3 separate regions of the Homo sapiens genome follow, and all the other regions are linked to region 1. A link is a loop called in an ENCODE intact Hi-C map of the cell type or tissue named here. Cell type or tissue: endothelial cell of umbilical vein. All regions are shown on one strand.

Evidence for each region. Hi-C counts contacts between places; a loop is a spot of excess contacts. Peaks named below come from ENCODE experiments on the same cell type or tissue, not always from the same donor. Only the 100,000 strongest peaks of a DNase experiment are listed, where the experiment ranks them.
Region 2: it touches region 1 in a loop (11-fold over the local background); 28 of 110 quality-filtered maps call a loop at or near these places.
Region 3: a loop joins it to region 1, with 1.9 times the contacts of the local background. A loop is called at or near these places in 10 of 110 quality-filtered maps.

What each region holds. Positions count from the first base shown.
Region 1 is chr17:68,791,373-68,799,372 of GRCh38, reverse strand. No RefSeq gene overlaps it. Among named protein-coding and RNA genes, the nearest start is that of ABCA8, 160 kb to the left of the region's middle. In endothelial cell of umbilical vein, a CTCF peak has its summit at 4,647 (motif pointing left); DNase peaks (open chromatin) are centred at 4,532 and 5,302; H3K27ac peaks cover 2,184 bases.
Region 2 is chr17:68,968,673-68,976,672 of GRCh38, reverse strand. It overlaps ABCA9 (ATP binding cassette subfamily A member 9), which reads left to right. Exons shown (of 39, transcript NM_080283.4): 38 at 483-538; 39 at 660-2,185. The coding sequence ends at 758. Among named protein-coding and RNA genes, the nearest start is that of ABCA8, 17 kb to the right of the region's middle. In endothelial cell of umbilical vein, a CTCF peak has its summit at 4,354 (motif pointing right); a DNase peak (open chromatin) is centred at 4,342.
Region 3 is chr17:68,857,727-68,865,726 of GRCh38, reverse strand. All of the region lies in intron 1 of LOC105371874 (a long non-coding RNA gene), which reads right to left. Among named protein-coding and RNA genes, the nearest start is that of ABCA8, 94 kb to the left of the region's middle. In endothelial cell of umbilical vein, no CTCF peak of the experiment used is centred here; a DNase peak (open chromatin) is centred at 3,886; H3K27ac peaks cover 695 bases.

The DNA.
Region 1 (8,000 bases):
TAAAGGGAACATTAGACTGACACCAAAATCCTATTCTCAGGTTACTTCCGGCTTTGCCTTAAGGGGAAAGAGAATGTCCCAATCAAATGGAAAGTATACATGCAAATTGAGGGAAAATTATAGTTTCTTGTGTTAAAAGATAATTTTAAAAGGAGTTTATAATTATGACCCTTAAATAGATATAAAATAATAGCATATCAAAAAATTTATTTCAATCACTGATTTATAAGGGAACTAGTAAGAGATTACAACCAGTTCAAGAGAGAACTCCAGAGAATATACATACACAGGCAGATGAGGAAAACTGAAATGACTGTACAAAAGGACATGAGAAGGATCTATCCATTGGATAATAATCATTTGCATTCCACTGATACAACTCATTTTCATTTCTTTGTAATCATTTGCCTTTTTTTAAAATCAGTTTTCTTCCATTTACAGAGATATTAAGGCAGAGAGCAGTTAAATAACTTGCCAAAAATTCTCAACAGGTGAGTACCAAGAGCTGAGATGAGAAATCAGTTTAGAAATCAATCTAGCTTCCCCCAGGAACAAGTCTCACAGCTCCCTTGTATCAACCTCTTTTTTTCTTTCTCTCTTTTTTTTTTTTTTTTTTTTGTAGGGACAAGGTCTTGCTATGTTGCCCGGCCTGGTCTCAAACTCCTGGGCTTAAGCAACCCTCCCCAGTCCTGCCACCATAGCCTCCCAAAGCCCTGGGATTACAGGTGTAAGCTGCAAGAACTTCTTGAAAGGCAATTCAACATAGTGTTTAAAAGCATGCAGGAGTCCTGGGTTCAAATCTCCATTCCAGCTCTATCCAGGTATGTAAAACATGAATAATAATAGAACCTGCATACAGCATTTCGTGAAGATTAAATAGATTAATATATAAATTCTTAGAACAGTGCCTGACACATAGTTAGTTCCCAATAGGTTGTGATTATCATACTAAGAGCAAAAAATAAAATGAAACAATCTGGGTGCACCTGGAGTTTCCATCGGTTGCAAACTTTGTAAACAATCAGATAGTAATTTAAGCTTTGTGGGCTAAAATGGTCTAATGTTGCACATTCTTTCACCTTTTTTTTACAACCCTATAAAAATATAAAAACCGCTCTTAGCTCATGGGCCATATGCAAACAGGCCACAGGCTAGGACATCACCTATATTATGATATTTACCAGAAAGAAGCTAGTTATTGTAATAACCAAACTGGTTAAAATCTGTTCGTAACACATATGATCTTTCTACATACTCAGTACCCAAAATTGTCATTGTCAGGCCTCTGAGCCCAAGCTAAGCCATCATATCCCCTGTGACCTGCACATATACATCCAGATGGCCTGAAGCAACTGAAGATCCACAAAAGAAGTGAAAATTGCCAGTTCCTGCCTTAACTGATGACATTCCAGCATTGTGATTTGTTCCTGCCCCACTCTAACTGATCAATTAACTTTGTGACAATACACCCTCCCCACCCTTGAGAAGGCACTTTGTAATATCCTACCCCAACCCACTGCCCTTAAGAAGGTACTTTGTAATATTCTCCCCACCCTTGAGAATGTACTTTGTAAGATCCACCCGCTGCCCACAAAAAAATTGCTCCTAACTCCACTGCCTATCCCAAACCTATAAGAACTAATGATAATCCCACCACCCTTTGCTGACACTCTTTTTGGACTCCGGCTGCCTGCACCCAGGTGATTAAAAAGCTTTATTGCTCACACAAAGCCTGTTTGGTCGTCTCTTCACACGGACACACATGACATTTGGTGCCGAAGAGCTGGGACAGGAGGACTCCTTCAGGAGACCAGTTCCCTTGTCCTCGCCCTCACTCCATGAGGAGATCCACCTATGACCTCGGGTCCTCAGACCAACCAGCCCAAGGAACATCTCACCAATTTCAAATCAGGTAAACAGTCTTTTCAGTCTCTTCGCCAACCTCTCTTGCTATCCCTCCACCCTTCAATCTCTCTCTTCCTTAATTTCAGTTCCTTTCCCTTTCTGGTAGAGACAGAGAAGATGTGTTTTATCCATGAACTCAAAACTCCAGTGCCGGTCACGAACTCAGGAAGACAGTCTTCCCTTAGTGTTTAATCACTGCGGGGATGCCTGCCTGATTATTCACCCACATTCAGAGGCATCTGATCACCATGGGGATGCCTGCCTTGATCCTTCACCTTGGTAGCAAGCACCACCTCCTCTGGGTGGCAAGTACCACCCCCACCCTCTGTGTCTCTACCCTCTCTTTTCTCTGGGCTTGCTTCTTTCACTATGGGCAACCTTCCACCCTCCATTCCTCCTTCTTCTCCCTTAGCCTGTGTCCTCAAGAATTTAAAACCTCTTCAATTCTTGCCTGACCTAAACCCTAAGGGTCTTATTTTCTTCTGCAGCACTGCTTGGCCCCAATACAAACTTGATAATGGCTCTAAATGGCCAGAAAATGGCACTCTCGATTTCTCCATCCTACAAGACCTACATAATTTTAGTCGAAAAATGGGCAAATGGTCTGAGGTGCCTGATGTCCAGGCATTCATTTACACATCAGTCCCTCCTTAGTCTCTGCTCCCAATGCAACTCATCCCAAATCTTTCTTCTTTCTCTCCTGTCTGTTCCTTTAGTCTCCACCCCAAGCTCTGAGTCCTCTGAATCCTCCTTTTCTATGGACTCATTTGACCTCTCCCCTCCTCCCCAGGCTCCTCCTCACCAGGCCGAGCCAGGTCCCAATTCTTCCTCAGCCTCCACTCCCCCACCCTATAATCCTTCTATCACCTCCCCTCCTCATACCAGGTCTGGCTTACAGTTTTGTTCCACGACTAGCCCTCCCCCATCTGCCCAACAATTTCCTCTTAAAGAGGTGGCTGGAGCTAAAGGCATAGTCAAGGTTAATTTTTAAATGAACAGTGTTGTTTTTACCTAAATCAATCTGGCCTGGTATATGACAACATAAAAAAAAAAAACTCAAGGATAGAGCCCAAGAGCTCACCAAACAAGCAAAGAATTATGCTGAACCCCCTTGGACACTCTTTAATTGGATATCCTGGGTCCTCCCAATTCTTAGTCCTTTAATACCTGTTTTTCTCCTTCTTTTATTTGGACCTTGTATCTTCCGTTTAGTTCCTCAATTCATGCAAAACTGCATCCAGGCCATCACCAATCATTCTATACCACAAAAGCTCCTTCTAACAACCCCACAATATCATACCTTACCCCAAAATCTTTCTTCAGTTTAATCTCTCCCACTGTAGGTTCCCATGCCGCCCCAATCCTACTCGAAGCAGCCCTGAGAAACATCGCCCATTATCCCTCCATACCACCCCCAAAAATTTTCACCGCCCCAACACTTCACCACTATTTTGTTTTATTTTTCTTATTAATATAAGAAAACAGGAATGTCAGGCCTCTGAGCCCAAGCTAAGCCATCATATCCCCTGTGACCTGCACATATACATCCAGATGGCCTGAAGCAACTGAAGATCCACAAAAGAAGTGAAAATAGCCAGTTCCTGACTTAACTGATGACATTCCACCATTGTGATTTGTTCCTGCCCCACCCTAACTGATCAATTAACTTTGTGACAATACACCCTCCCCACCCTTGAGAAGGTACTTTGTAATATCCTCCCCCCACCCACTGCCCTTAAGAAGGTACTTTGTAATATTCTCCCCTGCCCTTAAGAAGGTACTTTGTAATATTCCCCCCACCCTTGAGAATGTACTTTGTAAGAACCACCCCTTGCCCGCAAAAAATTGCTCCTAACTCCACCGCCTATCTCAAACCTATAAGAACTAATGATAATCCCACCACCCTTTGCTGACTCTCTTTTTGGACTCCACCTGCCTGCACCCAGGTGATTAAAAAGCTTTATTGCTCACACAAAGCCTGTTTGGTGGTCTCTTCACATGGACGCATGTGACAGTCATCTCACTGGCAATTATATTGAATCAAACTATATAAAATTGCTATTTCTGTAGGTCAAGGGTTAATTTTTGGAAATTTTGTGTGGCTCAACCTGCCAGCAAAGGCATGTGAGCCGAGACCTGGATCACTCCTTGTCTTACTTTCCCTTTCTGTTTGCATCTGTAAGTTTTTTTGACGGGAAAATAAAGCCCATCAAACCTAATGTTTTGCATAATGGAAAACAAAATATATGAAAAGAGTTTGGGGGGAGGGGAAGATTGTTTTGCTGTTTTGTTTTGTGACTTTTCAGCCCATTATCTTCACTTCCTCTTCCTTGTTCTCTAGCTTCTTCCCTGGTTACCTCTTTTCCTGCCTTCGTATTTACCAGCTCTTTACTTTATTTCAATCATCTTCTTTCTAGCTTGTTTGTGTTTGTTTTTTCCTACCCTTAGGGGATTATACAGACTTTCAGACTACATGGTGGTAAGAATAATGGATTGTTCTGTGTTAAAAAAAATTCAGAATGGGAGAAAGTAGGGCTGTGTTCTGGAAGCAATGAGAGCCTGGGGCCTTGGAGGACTTTCTATGCCCAAGCCTCACAAAGAGAACATCTGGTGCGACACGCAGCTGGGAAAAGATCTAGTTTTTAAAAACAGACAAAGCCCTATTATATAAAGGGAAAAACATATCTTTTTTGTTGTTATTTCAAAGTTACAAGTGCTCCCTCTTCTGTCAACCTTTAGAATTTGTGCTCTCTTGGGCCACTCTGCATATCAAAGAAAAAAGTGGATAAATAAAAATAATGAAGCAGAATAAAGTTCTTCACTCATGGAAACTTGAATGTTGTAAGCAATGGAAGAATTCAGGGACACTACACGAGGAGTGATCCCTCTGTATTAAATGCAATGTCCCTGCCGGGGGTGGTGGCTCACGCTTGCAATCCCAGCACTTTGAGAGGCTGAGGTGGGCAGATCACATGAGGTCAGGAGTTCAAGACCAGCCTGGCCAACATGACAAAACCCCCTCTCTACTAAAAATACAAAAATTAGCCCGGCGTGGTGGCGCACACCTGTAATCCTAGCTACTGGAGAGGTTAAGGCAGGAGAATTGCTTGAACCCAGGAGGCAAAGGTTGCAGTGAGCCAAGATCATGCCACTGCCATGCAGCCTGGGTGACAGAGTGAGACTCTGTCTCAAAAATAAATAAATTAATTAATGATTAATAAATGCAATGTCCCATGGTGCTGTGGCCTGTGCTATTTGGATGGTCAGCTACTTCATTGCAACATGCACCAGTTTCCTGGAGGTTAGTTGCTAATTCTAAAAGGCTTCAGATAATTCACTGTGTATTGAGTCATGGCTTGATGACGACCTTGTTTACAAAGCTCATTCAAACAGCCCAGTTCCTGCCCGTTTGCTCTTTGACCCTGACCGAAATCCACCAGAAGGCGAGTGACTTACAATGGGATTATTCACATTTCTGCTTTTTGTTGCATTATTCACTTGAAACTAAAAAAAAAAAATCAAGGAGCAATTACTTCCAAGACTTTTCCAAACACATCACTGGGCGGGGGAGGGGTCTTCATCTGGGGGCAAGGCACTGCAAACTTCCAACATTAGGATATAATCTGTGAATGAGATAACCTATCAGTGGTGGCCTAGGCTCCAGCCTTCTGGTCAATCTCAGCAACTTGGAAGCAAAAAAGCAGAAACTGTTACATTGGTTGATACTTCTTTTACAAAAGGGATGCTCTGTTCTCTTTTGCAGCCAAAATCCACAGTGATCCACATAATACTCAGGAATCACCCAGAAGGGATTTCTATCTGAAAGGAGAAAGAAGCTCTGGGGCATGAATATACGTTGTCTTGTAAAAAAATAAATCAGTAATTCATGTGTGTATATTTTATACTCAATGGGAAAAAATGTTTTATTTAAAAAAACACTCAATATTTTACATGACATTGTGAAAAGGCAGCACGGAATTACTCATTTGCTTCCTTTTTTAAAGTTTTAGATGAAAAATAAACATTTAATCCCATCACTTGTTCTTAAATGTAATATTATTTTGTTGTCCTTTACACCCCAGTTGTCACAGGTCAGAAACCCTGAGAGAAGCCAAGATTGCTAAAATGAAACTTTACTTCTAGAAACAACCCCAGAATTAAATGTTTCTCCACTTGGCATGGAATTTGAAGATTGACTTTGAATGCCACCTTGGAATCTAGCATTAGCCAGTTACTGCAATAAAGAACAAAGGAAGGCTCAGAGGAAGTTGTAGGAAACCTCAGTGTGTCTGAGATGACCTGCAGCAGAGGCCATGCAACAAGGTCCCACCCCTGGGGACCTGGAGATGTCACCTGATAATTACGGTTTTGGTGAATAGTGATAAAGATGCCAAAAACAGTTTTACCAGCAAGCATGACTACCTAGCAATAGGATTAGACCTGTGGTAACTTTGTAACTTTGGTCTGATGTCATAGTTTTGTGTGTGTGTGTTTTTTTGTTTGTTTGTTTGTTTTTGGTGTGACCGGAGTTAGTAAAAGCTGAGAGAAGTAGAAAGATGAAATAAAACAAACAGTCCAAGGTTACCCTGCAAAAATTAACTCCAAGCCTGAGAATCAGTATGCAGAAAAAATAGCAACGTGTATAGTGTCAATTTCTTTTTGTCAGCTCCAGTTTATGAGAAGAAAATGATGGTAAAGAGTATAGCTAAAATTTTGGTCTTCTTTCAAGGTTTGCCATGTAGATAAATGTGTCTAGGAGTTTGTAAACCACAAAACAACAGGGAAACTCAATCCTCAAAACCTTCCATTTACAAATGAAAGCCTTCTCTTTACAGGGCTTACAGAAATAACCATACAAAATTAGCCACTTACTGTTATTTATAACCACATGGAATATGGCAAAATAATTTTGGCTTGATTCTTATTCCTGTTTATACTGATAATCCCAACTGCCATATATTCAAATTCCAGATAGATGAGGCACTAGAGGTCTTATGGAGTCTCTTTCTCTCTTTTCCTTTTTCCTTACCCAGTACTTTTTTTTTTTTACCCTTTCTCCTTGTAGTTCTGTGTGAAATATAAAACAATTTTTGAAAATGATGAAACACCCTGCATAATTAGATTTCATCATTTGTTCTCTTGCTTCTTTTGCCCCTCATTGTATAACAATTGCAGATCCTTTCTTTTCCTGAAATCATTATGTTTTCCCCCACTCCCTTACGTTACGCAATAAACTTGGAGTGATATTAACGTCTTGTTTTGAAATGAGGGAGAAAGAATAGAAAAAAAATGTCAAGGGCTTTTGGCTTTCTTAATGCCTTGTAGAGCATTTAGTGTTGTTCAATGCCTCATTTGATTCTCAAAAATATTAATCAAGGGTAACAAATGAGATGCCTTACTCAGAATGTGAGGACTAGCTCAAGAAACTGCCCAGCAACTGAAGTGAGTGCATTGGCTATGCACCTTGTTACCAGAATCTTTCTGCTGAGCTTGGAATTTAGTGTTTTGCACATTTCTTCTAACCTGGACATCTTACGTGGATGTGACTTTTAGTTTAGATTTAGGGAGGACATGTGTAGGTTTCTTATGTTGGCATATTGTGTAATGCTGAAGTTTGGGGTATGATTGATCCCGTCATGCGGGTGGTGAGCATAGTACCCAACAGCTAGGTTTTCAGCCCTTTCCCCTTCCTCCCTCCCCACTTTTAGAGTCTCCAGTATCTATCATTTCCATCTTCGCATCCATGTGTACATCCAGTGTTTAGCTCCCACTTATAAGTGAGAACATGTGGCATTTTGTTTTCTGTTCCTGCATTAGTTTGCTTAGGATAGCGGCCTCTGGATGCATCCATGGTGCTGCAAAGGACATGATTTCATTCTTTTTATGGCTGCATAGCATTCCATGGTGTACATGTACCACATTTTCTTTAGCCAGTCCACCGTGGATGGGCACCTAGGTTGATTCCATGTCTTTGCAGTTGTGAATAGTGCTGTGATGAATGTACAAATGCATGAGTCTTTTTGCCAGAAGTATTTATTTTCCTCTGGGTATGTACCCAGTAATGGGATCACTGGGTTGAATGGTATTAATAGTTC
Region 2 (8,000 bases), 180 kb before region 1:
ACTTACTACCTTGAGAGAAACAAGGCACACACTTGGTGTCAGGGAGGAAGTGAAAGAATAAATGCCTTGACCTCCTGTCTCCCCTGTCCTTCCTAATGGGCTTGCCATTGGTGATGTCCACCAGAAGACATCTGTTACATCAGCCTTTGGAGTAGACAAGAATGAGGGCTGGTACAGAGGGGTACGTGGTCATCGTCTAGCACAGAGGGTACCATCTCTTAGCTTGTTCTGCACAGATGCTCTGGAACCTCTGATATTGCTTTCTAGTTTTGTGGTGCCTCTACCAATACTCTAGATGAAAGGGATGGAGTTTCCTCCTGTTATATGACTATATCGCGTTTGCTTTCCCATATTTAGTCTAAGAATACTTATTACCTTATCTTTTATGTTTAAGATCTACTTGTATGTATTTTGGTTTGTTACTTGGTAAAACTCACTGAAAAAAAAAATAGAATTCCTAATGTATGCTCATTCTTATGCAGTTAAACAGAGTTTCGACCTGGAGGAGTACAGCCTCTCACAGTCTACCCTGGAGCAGGTGGGTCATTTTTAGTGATTCTATATCATCCATGGAATATACATGTATAATGCATTCGCCTGGAGCTGCAGGAGGCAGTATGGCATTGTTCTCCTCTCTTTATTTCTTTCCTTCCTTTTAGGTTTTCCTGGAGCTCTCCAAGGAGCAGGAGCTGGGTGATCTTGAAGAGGACTTTGATCCCTCGGTGAAGTGGAAACTCCTCCTGCAGGAAGAGCCTTAAAGCTCCAAATACCCTATATCTTTCTTTAATCCTGTGACTCTTTTAAAGATAATATTTTATAGCCTTAATATGCCTTATATCAGAGGTGGTACAAAATGCATTTGAAACTCATGCAATAATTATCCTCAGTAGTATTTCTTACAGTGAGACAACAGGCGATGTCAGTGAGGGCGATCATAGGGCATAAGCCTAAGCCATACCATGCAGCCTTTGTGCCAGCAACCAAATCCCATGTTTCCTACTGTGTTAAGTTTAAAAATGCATTTATTATAGAATTGTCTACATTTCTGAGGATGTCATGGAGAATGCTTAATTTTCTTTCTCTGAACTTCAAAATATTAAATATTTTCTTATTTATTTTTTTGATTAAAGTATAAATTAAGACACCCTATTGACTTCCGGGTAAGGGGAGTCAATTGATTACCCAGCAGCACAGTATTTGCTTTTTATAATTCCCTTTTTAAATACTTGTTCTTAATTCACTGGTTTTCCTTTTCTGTCATTTTTCAGAGTTTAGATTGTGAGTCCATGTTTTGTCTGTTGTGCCTATAAAGGAAATTTGAAATCTGTATCATTCTACTATAAAGACACATGCACACGTATGTTTATTGCAGCACTGTTTACAATAGCAAAGACTTGGAACCAACCAAAATACCCACAAATGATAGACCGGATAAAGAAAACGTGACACATATACACCATGGAATACTATGCAGCCATAGAAAAGGATGAGTTCATATTCTTCACAGGGACATGGATGAAGCTGGAAACCATCATCCTCAGCAAACTAACACAGGAACAGAAAACCAAACACCGCATGTTCTCACTCATAAGTGGGAATTGAACAATGAGAATACATGGACACAGGGAGGGGAACACCACACCCTGGGGCCTGTTGGGGGGATGGGGGCTAGGGGAGGGATAGCATTAGGAGAAATACCTGATGTAGATGATGGGTTGATGGGTGCAGCAAAGTACCATGGCACATGTATACCTGTGTAACAAACCTGCACATTCAGCACATGTATCCCAGAACTTAAAGTATAATAAAAATAAATAAATAATTTCAGTAAGAACCTGATCAAGTTGAACATGTATATATATGTTATACACAAGTTTGAAACATATTTCTGTTTTTATATGTTTTCTTATGATGCAAGGGCATACTCTTATGCAAATAATTAAAACTTCATAGGTCTTAATTTCCCATATCTCTATATATTATTATGACCTATCCAACTGGTAACCCTATGAACACCTTAAAATAAACTTGTATACTCTTATTTAGGTGAGTTTTTCTTGTTAATACTATTATTATTGCTATCTAATTGAATACTTGAAGGAAGTTGTGTGAAAGACCTTGGCTTTGATTTTAGTTCTTATATTCTTCTAGTTTTTGAAAATAAAACACTTCCATCAACCCGTAAGAATATTCGTCTGAGACCTTGGGCCAAGGGCCCCAGACTTCTTATTTTTTTTAAAAAAGAGACATTAATACTGATCCTACTGAGTCACTTGACTTTTATAAGTCACAAATGAGTTGATACAAGTCAACCCATTGAAAACTATAGTTCACTTTACGTACATCAGTAATAGAGTAAGTGTTTCTTGCAGTGAGCCAAATTTCCAAAGACTGTGCCATTATCATTGTATATAAGGCCTATGCCTTAAATAAGACTTGATTTTATAAGACTGGGTTCATCCGCACTAATGACACACTCAGACTCAGGACTTCAGTGAAGCAGTTTTCAACAAGAAAGTGTCAATGTGCTATATGTTGGGAGCTGATGAAGAAACACATCATTTCAGTATTCTAAGAGTATGTTCCCAAAGCTAAAAAAAAATGCCAATAATAATCTCAGTGAAAGTGTGTTAAGCAAAGGATTTATATCCAACAGTTCTATAAAAGAAAGTGAAATAGTAAACTTGGAAGCATAATATGATCATGGCAATATTATCATTATTTATTAGACTAAGAATACACATTATAACTAGGTTCTGTACATATATTGATTATTTTATGCAATCTTCATAATAACATTACCAACAAATATTCTTATTTATATTTGGCACTGTGAGAGGCAGAATTTCCAAAATGGCCCAGTAGAGATCTGCCTCCCTAATCTCTGGACCCTAAGAATATGACACAATATTGCTTCATTGTCTCTGTTATATTTCATGACACCTTTGACATTAGGAAAAGAAAGATTATCTGTGTGGGCCTGATCTAATCATCTGATGCCTTAAACGTAGAGAGCTTTCTTAGAATAGTGGCAGAAGGGGAAGTCATAGAGATTTGAAACATGAAGACTTGTTGCTCTGTGTCTGTTTTTGAAGATGGGAGGGTCATGGGGAAGGAAGGTGGGTGTCCTCTACTGTGGTAACTTAAAGAAAACAAACAAAAGAAAAAGAAAACCCTGAACTGCCACAGACCACTGTGAGGTATTAAGATATAGAGATTGTTGAGATTTAGGGGTTGGTTACAACAGATAGTCAGCATTACATCGACTAGTACAGTAGTTCATGCCAAGAAAACAATGAAAGCAAAAACCTAGGGTAAGAATCTCTCAAGCATGCAGGGCACTGATGCAATTGCAATTGAACTGTTCCATGCTTCCTATTGCCATTCCTTACCTGGTGCAGAACTCTGCAAGAGTGATCCTTCCTACTGTCTTCCCACGTGTTTATCTGTGTTGACTCTCTGGCTAGTGGATACTTCCTTCATTCTCAGTGTATTCACATTGCACCAACCTGAAAGTGTCTAGCCAAGCAATAGTAACTTGCCTATTACTAGTGCTAAAATAAATTATCTTCTTGTTTTGATTTACTGAGTTATATTCATGGAAATTGCAAAGCAAAAGAGTGGAAATCTTGTGCTAAAATCACTGTCTTGACCGGGTGCAGTGGCTCACACCTGTAATCCCAGCACTTTGGGAGGCTGAGGCGGGCGGATCACGAGGTCAAGAGATCGAGACCACCCTGTCTCCACTAAAAATACAAAAATTAGCTGGGTGTGGTGGCGCGCACCTGTAGTCCCAGCTACTTGGGAGACTGAGGCAGGAGAATCGCTTGAACCCAGGAGGCGGAGGTTGCAGTGAGCTGAGATCCCACCACTGCACTCCAGCCTGGCGACAGAGTGAGACTCCATCAAAAAGAAAAAAAAAGTCACTGTCTTGAAATGAAACTCTTATCATAAGTTGGTGGAAATATTTTAATGTCTCCTCCAAACCCCTCTTCGGACACAATCCAACCCAAGACACAATGCCTTTGGATGAGTTTATCCTTTAACTTAATATAAAAAAACTAGGAAGGAATATCTCCACTTAGATTAAAAGTTATATTGCATGAATGTTTGGAGTATTTGAAATAGAAGGTAAGAATAACTTATTTTGAAGCCTCAATAAATGAAAATATTACAAGGATTATAAAGAAATAATTTTAATGATACTTAGTTTATTCTTATATGAGATGTGAGTTTCTCAACAGTGGCACGATTGACATTTTGTATTGGAAACTTCTTTGTTGGAGTGGTGGTGGGGGAGGCTGTCCTGTGAATTGTAAAATATTTTGCAGCATCTCTGCTCTCTTATCCACCAGATGGCAGTACCACTCCCCAAGTGTGACAACCCAAAATATTTCCAGAAATTTCCAAAATCTCCCCTAATCCTCTAGATTTATATGTTATTTAAACCAACTGCTCGATAATTTTATCTTTAGTAAAAAAATGAGGAATTCAGAACAGTTGATCTCCTTTATTTAGAAATTTTGGGTTCTGTGCTTAGCACATTCGGCCAACCTGCAAAAATTGTCCTTTGAGAACAAATCTAGTAAATTAGCAATACAAATGTTCAGTAATTAATAGAAATATCTATAGACATTGGAATACATTTTGTTTGACGTTCACGTCCCTTTGAATATTTTCAAGACGGCACGGGCCTCAGTGATGTCACATAATAATCTGTAGATTATTTCTGTGAGGGAAAATAAAGACCTCAACAAACTGTAGTATATACTGAATCAGCAAAACTTCTGACAAAGCAAGTGTGGCAAAGACTGTTGAAAATAAAATGAAGTCTCTCTTTCTGGGGTGGCACCGTAAAAAGCCATTCCTTGGGTTGTCTTGACAGGAAAGGTTAATGCTGAAGTGGATGTGTTAGCTTACTGGGAAAAAAAGACCTTGACTCAGCACCGACTCCTCACATGAACCCTGGGAGTGCATTTAAACCAGCGCTACACAATAATCTTAGAATTCTTGGTGGAAAAGGACCTCGAAGGCCGGACACACACCTGTAATCCCAGCACTTTGAGAGGCTGAGGTGGGAGAATTGCTTAAGGCCAGGAACTTGAGACTAGCCTGGACAATATAGCAAGATCCCATCTCTACCAACACACACACACACACACACACACACACACACACACACACACACTCACACACAAACACCTTTTTAATTAGCTGAGCACAGTGGCATGAACATGTAGTTCCAGCTACTCGAGAGGCTGAGGTGGGAGGGTGGCTTGAGTTCAGGAGTTTGAGGCTGCAGGAAGCTATAATTGCACCACTGCACTCCAGCCTGGGCAATAGGTGAGACTCTGTCTTTTAAAAAATAAAAATAAAGGACCTCAGCGATCCTACTGTGATTTGCTTGTTTTACAAATGTAGAACCTGACAAATTTCATTACTTGCTCTTAGAGAATAGAGAGACGTTTATCTCAGGTCACAGTAAACTTTTGCAGACTTATTTTTGGGAAATGCACTATAGAATATAAACTCAGTTTTAATATCTCTTTACATATAATAAAATATAAGATTGTAACTAGAGGCTGGATAATGGCTTACAGTTCTTCCCTCACTAATAGATGCATAGTAAATCATAATGAGTTTGACCAGGAGAAGAGTCTCTTTTATGATTGGCTTAGTTTGAATTTTTACCCTTCCCTGTATAGGTTCATGCTTTCCTAGAACCACACTGCCCAGTCCTTCATTTAGGATCCTTAATGCTGAACAAATTTTAAGGTGGAGCCCATTGACTGACATGGTTGAGTTCAGGAAGCAATGAGCTGAAAATGGTGGAAAAGACTGTCCTATTAAAAAAAAAAAGGATGGAAAATTTAAGCAAAAATGTTTCTATCAGATAATGTGGATTTCATATTGTCCTTTTTATTATTTATCTTCTGCTAAACTCATGTGTTATTCTAACACTTTGAGTAGCTCCATTTGCTAAATATTTGGTTATTATCTCACTATTTTGAAACTCTGTCTTGTTAATTATGTCATTCATTTTAGATAATCAAAAGAGAACTTACAGTTTCAAGGCCCATCCATACTTTGACCTGCCTTCCAACCCTAACTAACTTCATCTCCTTTCTTTGTCACTTAAACTATATTTTCAAGGTCACATTTTGCCTTCCCCCAAACCCATCCTAAACTCCCAAACTCAAGTCTTGCAGTTTTCCACTTTTCCAGTCGGAGCTGAGCATTGCTGGAGAAAATCATTTATCATGCTTGCCGAATGCAATAGATAGAACAGTGTGTATATGTATTTAATTTGCATCTGTCAATATACTACAGGATTAATGTCCTTGGGGATTCAAGACACATGAAAATTGTATAGGTAATGTTGTTTTGGCTTAGAAAAAATAAACTCTACATTCTTAAAAAATGTCCCATGTTACATTTTTCTCAACTAGGATTCTGATTAAATTTTACTCCTATTATTCAAATTGAAAATCTTTCTCAACACCCTAGAGAGTAGGTATTCTACGTTGCTAATCAGAAGACTGATATTCTTAAAGCTCAGCTGAACATGTGTTAGGTTTATGAACACTAAGTAATAAAATAAAGGAACTATGACTTTAAAATATGTTTCCAAAGAAAGTCTAGACCACAGCAGGATTCTAGGCAGATACCTGGAGTTTCATGTGCTGCAGGCCAAACCAGCTATTCCCTCCTGCTCCCACTCCACTACCACAAACTAAGGAACAATCTTCTCAAAGACAGTAATTGGAATTGATTATGCACCTCCCACTAAAAAAGCAAGCAGGCCAGGTGCAGTGTCTCACAACTGTAATCCCAGCACTTTGGGAGGACGAGGCGGGTGGATCACGAGGTCGGGAGATGGAAACCATCCTGGCTAACACGGTGAAACCCTGTCTCTACTAAAAATACAAAAAATTAGCCGGGCATGGTGGCCAGCACCTGTAGTCCCAGCTATCCGGGAGGCTGAGGCAGGAGAATTGCTTGAACCTGCAAGGCAGAGCTTGCAGTGAGCCGATATTGTGCCACTGCACTCCAGCCTGGGCAACAAAGCAAGACTCTGTCTCAAAACAAAAACAAAAAAAAACAAAAAAAAGCAAAAGCAAGCAAACCCTTTCTAATTAACCACATCAAGTTTCTGTTTACTGAAATCATCATTAAAAGTCTAAGACTCCCAGATTATCCATCAGCACTAGAGCTCTTATCCGCATGTAGTCTTCTCATCCTTAGATCTTTGCCTTCCACTTTGTTCAACCCCACCCATCTGACAACCAGAGAAAGCCGAGCCTTAGCTAATAATTCAACTTCATTTGGAAGGTGTAAGTCTAGGGCAGTGAGCGTAAGAAAAAGGGGAAGAAGGTAAGGAAAGATATGAAACAGATTTTATGTGCGCTGCTGGGCTGGCTGCTGCTCCATCATGAGCTGAGAAAAAAGCAAGCCGGTTGCTAAGCCAGTATGTTCACTCACTTCATAGGATTTCTCTGGAATGGCTGCAAGTGGGTACTTGCAGATGTAGTCCATGAAAGAAAGAAAGAAAAGTAAATTTATCTTCCAAGCAATATCCTATTTCTATTTTCCTGTTGTATAAGGTTTAGCCCACAGTGTATTAGTTTTCATGCTTTTTAAAGATTTCCCCCTTGGGAAAATGGATCCGATAACTGATTGTGTGTTGTTAAGTCACAAATTGAGGGCCAGCCCTTATCAATAAGGCTTGGCAGGCAGAGAATAAAGGCCACCAGACCCAGGGCTATACCTGGGATTACAGTCCTTTTGGAGAGCTCTGCAAGAGCACCAGCAAAGGGGGATATGGCAGTACAGCCTGGCAGGTGGGTGGTGGCTTTCTAAAGAAGGAGATGGGGCCAGGTGCAGTGGCTCACGCCTGTAATCCCAGCAATTTTGGAGGCTGAGGAGGGCGGATCACCTGAAGTCAGGAGTTTGAGACCAGCCTGACCAATATGGTGAAACCCGTCTCTACAAAAAAAACA
Region 3 (8,000 bases), 66 kb before region 1:
TAAAAATGCAATACTCTATAGTCAATACGACCTTCTTAAAATTGTTAAGAATAAGAATGACTATTCTTATTGATGGCAAAGTACATTGAGAGAAGGTTAAGAGTAATGGATACCATTCAGGACATAGGCATGGGCAAAGACTTCATGTCTAAAACACCAAAAGCAATGGCAACAAAAGACAAAATTGACAAATGGGATCTCATTACACTAAAGAGCTTCTGTACAGCAAAAGAAACTACCATCAGAGTGAACAGTCAACCTACAAAATGGGAGAAAATTTTTGCAACCTACTCATCTGACAAAGGGCTAATATCCAGACTCTACAATGAACTCAAACAAATTTACAAGGAAAAAACAACCCCATCAAAAAGTGGGCGAAGGACATGAACAGACACTTGTCAAAAGAAGACATTTATGCAGCCAAAAAACACATGAAAAAATGCTCACCATCACTGGCCATCAGAGAAATGCAAATCAAAACCATAATGAGATACCATCTCACACCAGTTAGAATGGCAATCATTAAAAAGTCAGGAAACAACAGGTGCTGGAGAGGATGTGGAGAAATAGGAACACTTTTACACTGTTGGTGGGACTGTAAACTAGTTCAACCATTGTGGAAGTCAGTGTGGCGATTCCTCAGGGATCTAGAACTAGAAATACCATTTGACCCAGCCATCCCTTTACTGGGTATATACCCAAAGGAGTATAAATCATGCTGCTATAAAGACACATGCACACGTATGTTTATTGCAGCACTATTCACAATAGCAAAGACTTGGAACCAACCCAAATGTCCAACAATGATAGACTGGATTAAGAAAATGTGGCACATGTACACCATGGAATACTATGCAGCCATAAAAAATGATGAGTTCATGTCCTTTGTAGGGACATGGATGAAATTGGAAATCATCATTCTCAGTAAACTATTGCAAGAACAAAAAACCAAACACCACATATTCCCACTCATAGGTGGGAATTGAACAATGAGATCACATGGACACAGGAAGGGGAACATCACACTCTGGGGACTGTTGTGGGGTGGGGGGAGGGGGGAGGGATAGCACTGGGAGATATACCTAATGCTAGATGATGAGTTAGTGGGTGCAGCACACCAGCATGGCACATGTATACATAAGTAACTAACCTGCACAATGTGCACATGTACCCTAAAACTTAAAGTATAATAAAAGAAAAAAAAAATAAGTACCCCACCCCCCCAAAAAAAGAGTAATGGCTACTCAGTATCATTAAAAATATCTATAAAGCAATTATTGAAAATGGAAGCTATGTATGTATGCATTATTGGTAAATAAAAGGTGATGATATTTTTGTGGAAATAAATTGTACCCATTTATTCCTTCCATTTTTAACATTCAGAAGAGTTCATCATTGGGTTTTAGAGGATGAGTATTTTTATTACAGTGTAATTTATATACAATAAAAGTCAGCAATTTTAAATGTATAATTTGATGAGTTTTGACAAACACACTGATATATATTTTTTGACAAATATATGCATTTGACAAATATATGCATTTGTCAAAACTCATCAAATTGTGTGTGTGTGTGTGTATATATATAGGATTTATATATATATCATCCAATGCCTCAATTGTGGTATACAACTTTGCCATTTGCAACAAAAGTTCTCTCACACCCTTTGCTGACAATTCCGTCCTCTCACCATTGTTTGCATTATTTAATTTGTATGTAAACAGATCTCACTAGGCATCTCAGAGTGCAAATACTGGGTGTTAACTATGCGTATCTATATAGATGTGCTTTTTAAAATGTGTGTTCCGCTGCTGTTGTTTTAGTGTTCTGTAAATGTCAATTGGGATAAAGTCATTGACTGTCATTTAGACTTTCTATATCTCTTTTTAGATCTGATTATTCTGTCAGCTACTTAGAGTGTGTGTTAAAGTCTCCATCCACGTTTGTGGATTTATCTGCTTATCCTTATTTTTCTTCATAGATTTTGTCTCACATATTTTCACAATGTTATTAGGCAAATATACATTTAAAATTGTTATATCTTCCTAATGCACAGACCCTTTTATCATTTGTAGTGTCCCTCCTTATACTGAAGTCTATTTTTAATATTAACATAGTTCCTGCAGCTTTCTCCTGGCTATCTTGTTCATGGTATATCTTTTTCCATGTGTTTACCTTTAGTCTATTTGTGTCTTTGTAGTTCAAATGTATCTCTTGTACACAGCATATACTTAGTTCTTGCCTTTATATCAAGTATGAGTCTTTATCTTCTGATCGGAATGTTAAGTTCATTTACATTTAATGTAGTTATTCATAGGATTGTATCATTTAATATTTGTGTCTCTTTTTTCAGATATTGTAGTTATTACTATTGCCTTGTTTTTTCCTATCTTGCCTTTTACTGGCATTCAATTTTAATTTTTCTATTGGCTTTCTAGCAGCTTCTCTTCACATACATTTTAGTGGCTGCTCTGGGAATTACAACACATATTAAATTTATACTAATCTATATAGAGTTGATACTGACTTTCTTCTTGCATAATAAAGAACCTCTGTGATAGTATATTTCAATTTATTCCCATCCTTGCACCACATTTTGTTACATATCTCAACTATGTACATTATAAAAACCATCAATATAATGTAATGTTTTGCTTTAAAAAGCCATATTATATCAACAAAATTAAGGAAACAAAGAAAATACGCATCATTTATTTTATTTGCATATATTTTTACAATGCCTGGTGTTCTTTGTTTCTCCCTAAAGAACTGAAATGCCATCTAGTCTCATTTACCTTCAGATGAAATCATGTCCTTTAAGTTTTTGTTTTGTTTTATAGCAGGTCTATTGGCAATAAATTATTATTTCAGTTTCCATTTATCTGAAAATGTAATTTTTTCCAATTTCACATTTGAATAGTAGGTAGGCTGGATATCAAGTATCTGATTCACAGTTTCTTTATTTTCTTTCAGCACTTTGAATATGTTATCCCAGAGTCATAAATACTTCTTATATACTGATAAGATTTATACCTATTTCAAAAGAGCTAAACTTTTACTGGCTTAAATTCTAATATCACTATCTTGAATAGTATGGATATCATATGGACAGTGAATCTTAAAATACCATACGTGTGTGTGTGTGTGTTTGTGTGTGTGTGGTGTGTGTTAAACTAGCATTTAACACTGGTGTGTATTTGAATCTGTCAAATTTTGAAATTTGCATTGACTATTCTTTTTAAAAATAAGACCACAGTTTCTACTGTATCTTGAGGTTATTTAGGACCAATAATAGTAAAATTATGTCATTGCCATATACCTTCTCTAAGAGGTACAACCAAGTGGATTCTCTCTTAAGCCTGAAGTTCATAAAGTTTCCATTAGCCCATTTTGCTTCCAAGCATTTATTAAACACTTTTTGGAGAACTCAATATGAGTTGGATATAGTTCTGCTTTTTGAAATGCTTGTAATCAAATTAGGAAGAGAAAATATAAACACTTGGGAAGATTAAAGAATATTTATAAGTACACAATTAGAGCTAGTTTGCTGCTTTAATCAATCTTCTACCAAAATGTAAACAAAGAAAACACCACATCATGATTAAGGCAGTAAAAAGTGGTGGAAAGCAGAAACACTTCTTAGAACAATCCTCTAAAAGTACAAGATACATGATTATCTACATGTGTAAAACATAATTAAGCAAGATTTTCTGAGTCAGGGAGATGATGGTCTGAGCTTTCTCTGCCAGTTTTGTGCACACCTTTCCTTCTGGGAAACAATAGATGACTAAAATTCACTCTCTTCCTGCAGTGAATGCTGCTGAATGGCACAGTGATTAAGATCTTGACCTAAATTTAATCTGGGATCTGCCATTTATCATCTACACAGACTTTGTTTCATTACCCGGAAAATGGAAATATCAGTACCCACTTCAGAGGGTGACCATAGCAACCAAAAATGACAAAAGCAATACCAGCACCAAGCAGCTGCCTGGCTGTTCCCAGAACTCCAAGTTCTCTCACATCCTGGATGGTTCCCTTCCTGCTCCTATTCCCTCAATTCTTCAGTGACACATCAAAATGTACCTGTTTTTTCTTTCTTTTTTTTTTTTTACTTCATTTCCCAAGGGCCAACTGAGATGTCTGCAAATAATGCACTAAACAAATTTATTTCAATGGAAGAATTCATGCTGTCATCCAAAGAAACAGTACAAACTAGCTCAATCTTTGTTATCTGAAGGTACTTGGGAGGTCAGTGGGAGAGATATCCCGGGGCAGGCAGAGTTTCAGCACCAAAAAGGATTTTTATTCAGCCTATGGATCCAACTAGCATTGATACCACAGACACCCACATTTTTGGGAAAATGAGACTGACAACTGTGTCAAATGAGCTTATGTTTTGTACCTGCTCTTTTGCAAGGAAAACCCTGCCCAACTCTTCACGTGGCTTTATGTGAGCCCAAGATCTGGTGCTGTTGTCACCTGATATATCTGCAAAGGAAATCCATTATTACAAACCTAGAACCACACAGAGCATGGTGAACTGTAAAAAGTTGATGACTGACTGGCAGATATTTACATTTCAGAGGCCAGTGAGAAAACTGGAACTGAAAACATTATATTACTCCCAACATGTCATAACTAGTTATATTTATAGGCCACAAAAGGCAGGAAACATATTGCTGCGTGAAAGGTAATTCCTTTTGCTTCTTATGGCCAATCTTATACTATCCTTCTTTTCTTCTCATAGTCTATAAAATTATTTTAACTTCTCTTTGTTTTCTTTTTACTCTGTGTAGACACTATACCAAATTGTATTTGAAAGATACGTTCAATTAAAATTAATTTATTGGCATGGAAGAAACAATTCTGATGCCTAATGAACCAACTCTTCACTTTTCTTTTTTCTTTTCTTTTTTTTTTTTTGAGATGGAGTTTCGCTCTTGTTGCCCAGGCTGGAGTGCAATGGCGCGATCTCAGCTCACCGCAACTTCCGACTCCTGCCTCAGCCTCCCGAGTAGCTGGGATTACAGGCATGCGCCACCACACCCAGCTAATTTTTTTGTATTTTTAGTAGAGACAGGGTTTCTCCATGTTGGTCAGGCTGGTCTGGAACTGCCGACCTCAGGTGATCTGCCCGCCTCGGCCTCCCAAAGTCCTGGATTACAAGCATGAGCCACTGTGCCCGGCCAACTCTTCACTTTTCAGCCAGGTAAACTAGGGTCAAGGAAATATGGTTTCTGTCTCTCTGTCCTGGGCTCCTGCCTATTCCAGTTTCTGTGCTTTAAATTGCTTTTCTGCTTTCTTACCTCTCCTTCTCTCTAGGCCTGTGCAAATTTCAAATTTCAACGAAGTCTTTTAAAGACTTTATTGAATTAAAACTATAGGGGAGGATTTTTCCTGCAATTAAAAAAATATGTACAATCGTCTAAGATCCCAGAGAGGCCAAGAAATACATTGAACAAGAGATGCTAAAGAGAACAGGGAAGATATGCAGTGTCTTTAAGTGGTCGGAACTGAGTGTCTCAAGAGACATCCTTTTTCTCCTTCAATAAGGAGACCATTACCAGCTGTGAAAGGATTGAGGGAAGAAATTAAACCATCACCACCACAGAGTAGAGGGCAAATAGCAAGATTTTGAAAGATGAGAGGCTTAATGTTCTTTTTATAAATTCCAGAATGTCCTTACTCTTTTTTTTTGATAATTTAAAATTTGTGTCCTGATCCTTCCCCTCACAACTAAGAAAAATATAGATGAGACCTACAGGAAGACCTCGAAGATATTGTAGGTTTCATTCCAGATGACCGCAATAAAGTTAATATCAAAATAAAGCAAGTCACACAATTTCTTTGGTTCCCAGTGCATATGAAAGTTATGTTCACACTCTAGTTTACTGAGTGTGCAATAGCATTATGTGCAAAAAAATGCACATATCCTAATGAAAAAGTACTTTATTGCTAAAAAGAAAACGCTAACGATCATCTGATCCTTTAGCAAATCATAATCTTTTTGCTGGTAGAAGGTCTTGCCTCAATATTTATGGCTATGACTGATCAGGGTGACGATTGCTGAAGATTGGGGAGCTGTTGCAATTTCTTAAAATAAGACAACAACGAAATTTGCTGCATCAATTGACTCTTCCTTTCACAGAAGATTCCTCTGTCTCATACAATAATGTTTGATAGCATTTTACCCACAGTAGAATTTCTTTCAAAATTGGACTCAATCATCTCCAACCCTGCTGCTGTTTCATCAATTACATTTATATAATATTCTAAATCTTTGTGTCCCTTCAACTACATTCACAGTATCCTCATCAGGAGTAAATTCCTCTTGAAGAATCCACTTCTTCATCATCTATAAGAAGCAATTCCTTGTCCATTCAAGCTTTATCATGAGATTGCAGCAATTCAGTCACATCTTCAGGCTTCACTTCTAATTCTAGTTCTCTTGCTATTTTCACCACATCTGCAGTAACTTCCTCCACCAAAGTCTTGGACTGCCTCAAAGTCATCCATGACAGTTGGAATCAACTTCTTCTAAGCTCCTGATAATGTTGATATTTTGATCTCCTTCCATGAATCACAAATATTATTAATGTAATTAGTAAATGTAATTAATCTAGAATGATGGATCCTTTCCAGAAGGTTTTCATTTACTTTGCCAAGCTCCCTCAGAAGAAAAATTATCTATGGCAGCTATAGCGTTATGAAATGTCTTTCTTAACTAATAAGACATGAAAGCTGAAATTCTTCTTGATCCATGGGCTGCAGAATAGATGTTGTGTTAGCAGGCATGGAAACAACGTTCATCTCTTTGTATATCTCAAACAGAGCTCTTGACTAAGTGCATTGCCAATGAGCAATAGTATTTTGAAAAGAATCTTTTTTCTGAGTAGTAGATCTCAACAGTGGGCTTAAAATATTCAGTGAACCATGCCATCAACAGATATTCTGCCATGCAGGCTTTGTTGTTCCATTTATGGAGTACAGGCAGAGTAAATTTAGCATCATTTGAGGGCCTGAGGATTTTTTTGAATGGTAATTGAACATTGGCTTCAACTTAAGCTACCAGCGACATTTTTATCACCTAACAAGAGAGTCAGCCTGTCCTCTGAAACTTTGAAGCCAGGTAATAGCTTTGATTCTCTAGCTATGGGAAAAGTCCTAGATGGCAGCTTCTTCCAATAGAAGGCTGTTTCATCTACATTGAAAAACTATTGTTTAGTGTAGCTATCTTCATCAATTATGTTAGCTAGGTCTTCTGGATAATTTGCTGCAGCTTCTATATCAGCACTTGCTGTTTCACCTTGCACTTTTATGTTATGGAGATGGCTTCTTTCCTTAAACCTCATGAACCAACTTCTGCTAGCTTCCAATTTTACTTCTGCAGCTTCCTCACCTGTCTTAGCCTTCACAGAACTACAGAGAATTAGGGCCTTGCTCTGGATTAGGCTTTGGTTTCAGAGAATGCTGTGGCTGGTTTGGTCTTCTATCCAGACCCCTAAAACTTTCTCCATATTGGTAATAAGGCTGTTTTGCTTACTTATTCATATGTTCAGTGAAATAGCACTTTCAAATAGCACTTTTCCTTTGCATTCACAAATTTGCTGTTTGGCACAAGAGGCCTAGCTTTCAACCTATCTCAGCTTTCAAAATGCCTTCTTCACTAATCTTATGATTAAAATGAGAAACATGTGACTTTTCCACTAACTTAAACACTCAGACGCCATGTAGGGTTATTATCTGGCCTAATCCCAATATTGTTGTGTCTCAGGGAATGGGGAGGCTGAAGGAGAAGGAGAGAGATAGGGAAACAGCCTGTCAGTGGAGCAGTCAGAATACACAAATTTATTCATTAAGTTTGCTATCTTACATGGGAATGGTCTGTAGTGGCCCAAAACAATTGCAATAGTAACACCAAAGATCACTGTTCACAGATCATCATAACAGATATAATAATAATTTAAAAGATTAAAATATTGCTAGAATTACCAAAA